Regions from separate parts of the Homo sapiens genome. Here region 2 is linked to region 1. The links are chromatin loops, found by intact Hi-C in ENCODE. Cell type or tissue: psoas muscle. All regions are shown on one strand. Region 1 has its middle 4.4 kb from the start of CDH23. Region 2 overlaps CDH23 (cadherin related 23).

The links. A loop is a pair of places that touch in the nucleus more often than their neighbours do. Peaks named below come from ENCODE experiments on the same cell type or tissue, not always from the same donor. Only the 100,000 strongest peaks of a DNase experiment are listed, where the experiment ranks them.
Region 2: it touches region 1 in a loop (2.8-fold over the local background); 88 of 110 quality-filtered maps call a loop at or near these places.

The regions. Positions count from the first base shown.
Region 1 is chr10:71,391,261-71,393,760 of GRCh38, reverse strand. No RefSeq gene overlaps it. Among named protein-coding and RNA genes, the nearest start is that of CDH23, 4.4 kb to the left of the region's middle. In psoas muscle, no CTCF peak of the experiment used is centred here; no DNase peak of the experiment used is centred here; H3K27me3 peaks cover 328 bases.
Region 2 is chr10:71,712,007-71,714,506 of GRCh38, reverse strand. CDH23 (cadherin related 23) reads right to left here. Exons shown (of 70, transcript NM_022124.6): 28 at 1,694-1,842. C10orf105 (chromosome 10 open reading frame 105) reads left to right here. Exons shown (of 2, transcript NM_001164375.3): 2 at 1-2,500. Among named protein-coding and RNA genes, the nearest start is that of C10orf105, 6.5 kb to the left of the region's middle. In psoas muscle, no CTCF peak of the experiment used is centred here; DNase peaks (open chromatin) are centred at 1,086 and 1,661; H3K27ac peaks cover 2,120 bases.

The DNA of each region.
Region 1 (2,500 bases):
GATCAGGGCACACGGTGGAAGGTGAGACCACAGTGGGCCTGTGTGGTGTGGGCTCGAGTCACAGAAACACAGCTACTGCCAGAGACGGTGGAGTGTGAAGACACATCCCGGCTTCTTTCCCCAGCCCTCTCGTCTCCCACCTGAAGACAGTGGACCTGGGAGTTTGCGGGGTCAGCCTGCTGTGATGCAGAGCAGCACCACAGAGGGGAGGAGAGAATGGCCCTGAGGGGAACAGGCCAGCACCGCACACCGGGGACACAGATGTGAGTGACATCCATCCTGTCTTCAAGGCACTCCCAGTGGGAGAGAGGGGCAGATGAATCAGTTACAACCTAGAAAGGTAAGTGTGGCAAAGTGGACAAATGGCCCAAAGGAGAGTGGGGTGATTCATTGTCATGAAATCTTGAGTCCAGAAAGGCTGCCTGGACAAGGGGACATCAGAGCTGGCTGCAGTGAGCCGAGATTGACCAGGAGGTCACAGGCAGCAGAAGCAGAAGGGCGCTCCAGGTGGAGGAGCAGCATGTGCGGAAGCCTGGAGGCATGCACAGGGACTCTCCCCAGGCAGCCATGGGAGCTACTGGATCCCGGAGGTGAACAGCAGTCTTGCTCTTCTGCACATGAACCAGCCAAAGGCAGGAGATGGCGTTTGCAGGAGGCTCAGAGCTGGGGGGAAGAACCCAGCCTCTATTCTCTGAACCAGCATCTCAGAAATTCTAATCTCTTCATTCCAGGAGATGAATCACCTAAGTTTTCACCTTTCTGTCTTTCTGGGATTTCCATTCCTGAAACCGTATCAGGGCTGTTTCAACAACAGCTCTCGAAGTTCTCCCTAGAGCCCTTCCCTCAGGAAACATTTGCCTCCTCTCCAAGCCCCTGGGGCATCAAGGAAAGTACACCAGTGTGATAAAGAAGCACCCCTTGCCACCTTATGTGGTCCTGGACAAGTCGCTGAACCACTCTGTGCCTTGTTTCCATTTCTGAAAATGAGAGAATGGTGCCTGCCCAGCCTCCCTCCTGGGGTGGATATGAAAGCGCTTGGACAGCCACGAAGAGCCACAGAGATGCCAACTTCCCAGGACCCAGCATCATCCAAACCCCACTCCTACTGGGGGACCCCCACTGTATGAAGTAAGGGGTAAGACCAGGCCCTGCTTTAATTGCAAAAGCTAAAAAGGGAGGTCCTCATTTGTCCTGCCTTCTGCCTGCAGGGCACAGTGCATGACTAGGCAAGCCAGTCAGAAGCTCCACTCTCAACTTTGAACCTTGAGAAGGACCATAACGTTTGTAAACAGTCAAGAATCATTTTGAAGCTATGCAAAGCACCTAGCCCTGACTCCAGGACTTCTGAAGCCTGACCTGGGTTGTATTTTCAGCTGCATCCTTAGCCACCAGCCTCCTTTTGTTCCTATTTGTTGTCTGGGCCTGTCCTCCAGTCTTCTGGTTGAATCTGCCCCTGTTAACTAACTAGTGAGTTCAATTTTTGCATCAGGTAGCCAGAGTTCATTTCTGTTGCTAGCGACCATGAGAACCCTGCCTGGTACAGACCATCTGATGATTCCTCTGGTGATTGTAGTAGGGAGTGTAGAGCAGCGTAGAGTCAGCATTGTTAGAGAAATGCTACCTCCCCTTTCCCAAAATTAAAAAGAAAAGAGAAAGAAAGAAAAAAAGTGATATACAGTTCCTTCCATATCCAGGGCATCTTGCCCAGGGATCTCCAGAAGCGGCCACATCTGTACAGCGGCTTCAAGATCATGTTTAGTCCACAGCACACTTGATTTTAAGATTCTCGAAGGCAGGGACTGTGTGTTTGTTCATTTACCTAACACATGTTCCTGAAGGGCCCACAGTGTGCCAGCCTGTGGGCTGGGTGCCGAGGACACAAAGAGCAAATGACATCATTTTGGTCCTCAGAGAAGCTACAGTCCAGTTGGAGAGATAGAGACAGAAACAGTTGGGAAGCAGTAGGATGATGCCATCCTTCAGGCTGGGACTAGATTCAGCATTGACAGAGGGGACCCCGAGCAGGGTGCAATCCACTCTAACCAAGGAGATTAGGGAAGACCCCAAACTGGAGAGACCACTTAAATAGAGCCTTGAAAGACAAGGGTACATGGCAAGGTAAGACCAGCAAGGACATCTGAGGAAGCAGGGACTGTGTGTGCAAGGTCACAGGGGCAGCACACAGTTTACAGACTTCAAGTAGTGTGGCAATAGGGCTGGACCAAGCAAGGAGTGTGCTGTGCAGAGGCAGCAAGGGCTAGACCATGAAGGGGTGGGGGCCCCACGAGGAGCCCAGGTTTTTTTCAGCAAGCAATGCTGGAGGTGGAGGAGCTAGGCTTGGAGGTGCAGATACACAGTAGAAAGCATGACCAGCTGCAGGAGGAAGAGGGGACAGTGCATTGTCCCAGGGTGACCTGGGCTGACATCTTGGAGGAAGGGGCACCTCCCCTTCAATGTCTTTGCATCCCCACACACCAAATAACCAGCTGGCTTACTGGCA
Region 2 (2,500 bases), 320 kb before region 1:
CCCTACTGTCTCCTACCTCTCTTGGGGAGGAAAAGGAACATTCTCTTGGCAGCATGGGTCCTTTTTGTCTATGTCTTCTCTTTCCTACCAGCTTGGGAGCTTGCAGAGAGCCAGACATTGTCCAGCCCCTCACTTTGACTCCCCAGTTCTGTGCACAGAAGTATGAGGCTTCTGTGTACAGAGTGAAGCGTGGCCCAGCCTGGGTGTGTCCCCACCCTCTGAGGCAGGAGTCTTGGTGGAAGCTGGCATAACACAGAGCCTCATCTTCCCTCAGATGACTCTAGAAAGATTTCTCTCCAAGCAGGCTCTATTGGAGAAGCCCACTGTCCCTTCCTTCCAAGTCAATCTGATCTCAAAAAGTGAGTCCGGCTTCACAAGAAACTTACCAAGAGGACCTTGGAGAAGTCATCCTGAGACGCTGCATTTCTCCCTGAGAAATGGGAGAACTCAGGGCTGCCCTATATTAACTCGCTGGCTCTAGGATTTCAGTAAGAGTAGTATTGTGTAAATAGAAACCAAGTCTTTGGGTTTAGAAAGTGGGGCAGGCCTCCTCCCTAAGGGTTTTGTTCCTTCCTCCCTTCCTGCTCAGTAACCTCTTCCTGGTTTGCTTCCCCTGGGGCCTCCCTGCAAATCCTAGGCTGGATTCAGCCTGTAGCCATCCACCTCACCAGCAGGCCCTGCTGGCCACTAGGCACTGTCTTCCTGGAGGTTGGGGTGGGGGTTGAGGCTGCCCTGAGGCCTGAAGAAGGAAAAGTCCAGGAGGGGGAGGGCTCTCAATTGGGTTTCAGGCACCAGGCCAGGGGGGTATGCTCCAAGTCCTCACAAGCTGAGGCCCTGATCGAGAGAACCCTCTACTTCCTCCTTCTGGAGCTAGCCACCACACTCTCGCAAATCCTCAGGGCTTTCTGGGCTCTCTGTGTTTCTGGGAGTCAGCTCCCTGCTCCCCAGCCCTTTCCTGCCCGCCTCCTGGTCCCGATGCAGGGAGGGGAGCATTGCCAGCCTCCCACGCTTCTGTCCCTCCCAAGCCCGGGAGCCTGCCCCAGTGGGCAGGCCCAGATTCCCTGTTTGGCTCAGCCTCCGAGTCGGAAACCCCATAGTTGGTAAAGAGACTCATTCACTCCGGGCCTCCCTCCCCACCCAGCAACTGAGGCCTCTGGGCAGAGGTGTGGGTGCACACCCAAATTGTTTTCAGGGTCCTCCCTTCTCTCCCTCTGAGCCTTGGAGCTGTTGCGCCTGCTCCCTGGGCAAAGGAGCCCTTTCTTCTTGTGCCTGTTTACTTCCCAAGAGGGGAGCCTCGGCCAAGGGCTCTGTGAAAGCAGCTCTGTTCTGGGCCTTGCTGGGCCCTGGCTCTCTTCTCAACTCCTTTCCGGGAAATTGTGACGTCTCTTTCTCCCCGCTACTCTGAAAGGCCCTTCTGGGTGGGGCGGGAGATATGCAGGGGGAGGCCAAGTCTTCCTCCTGTTTGTGGGGAGCCAGAGCCCTATCCTCAGCTCTGCAACCTGGGGGCCCACACTCCCTGGGATGGGAGAGGGCCTGGGTCCCCCTTTCCCCACAGCACCTTCCAGAGCAGCGGACCCACCCTGGGCCCCCACCTGCTTCCGCCTCTGGTGCCACTGAGCATGTGCCCTCAGGGCCGTGTGTGGCTCCGCCTCCCCCAGCCCACCACCTGCCCCAGAGGCCACGGGCCACCTGCCTGCAAGATGCTGTGGCCTTCAGGGATGTCCTCAGGGACGCTGGCCTCATAGCTGCTCTGCAGAAAGATGGGCCGGTTGTCATTCACATCCAGGACAGTGACGAACACGGTGGCTGTGCCCGTGTGTCGCTTCCCTACAGGGCCGTTGTCTGTGGGAGTTGAAGGAAGACAGGTGTTAGCAGCTGCCTGAGAGAGGGGCACACTTCCTGTGACTTTGCACACTCCCGGGCACCGGCCAGAGAGGTGCCCTGTTCCGCCCCATCTGCCCTAGCCTTTGCAAGGGGTGACTTCCTTTTTAGCTTAGGAATAACACTAACAGTATCAAATACTTAGATAACACCATGTGCCAGCCATTCTTCTAACCCATTCAGTCCTCACAGCAACCCCATGAAGCAGACACTTTACTGTCATCCCCATTTTACAGAGGAGGTAACTGAGGCACTCAAGTGGATTGAATGATGGCTCCCAAAAAAAACAGACCCATGTTAAACCCCTGGGAACCTGTGAAGATTAATTTATTTGGGAAAAGGGCCTTTGAAAATGTAATTACGTTAAGGATCTTGAGAAGTGATCATCCTGGGTGAGCTGGGTGGCCCATAAACCCAATGGCAAGTGTCCTTACAAGAGAAAGGCAGAGGGACATTTGAGACAGAGAGGAGGAGGCCACATGCAGATGGAGGCAGAGGCTGGAGTTATGCTGCCACAAGCCACCGAATGCCTAGCGACTCCAGAAACTGGGACGGTCAAGGACTGATTCTCTCTAGAGCCTTTGGAGGAAGCGTGACCCTGCCGACACCTTAATTTCTA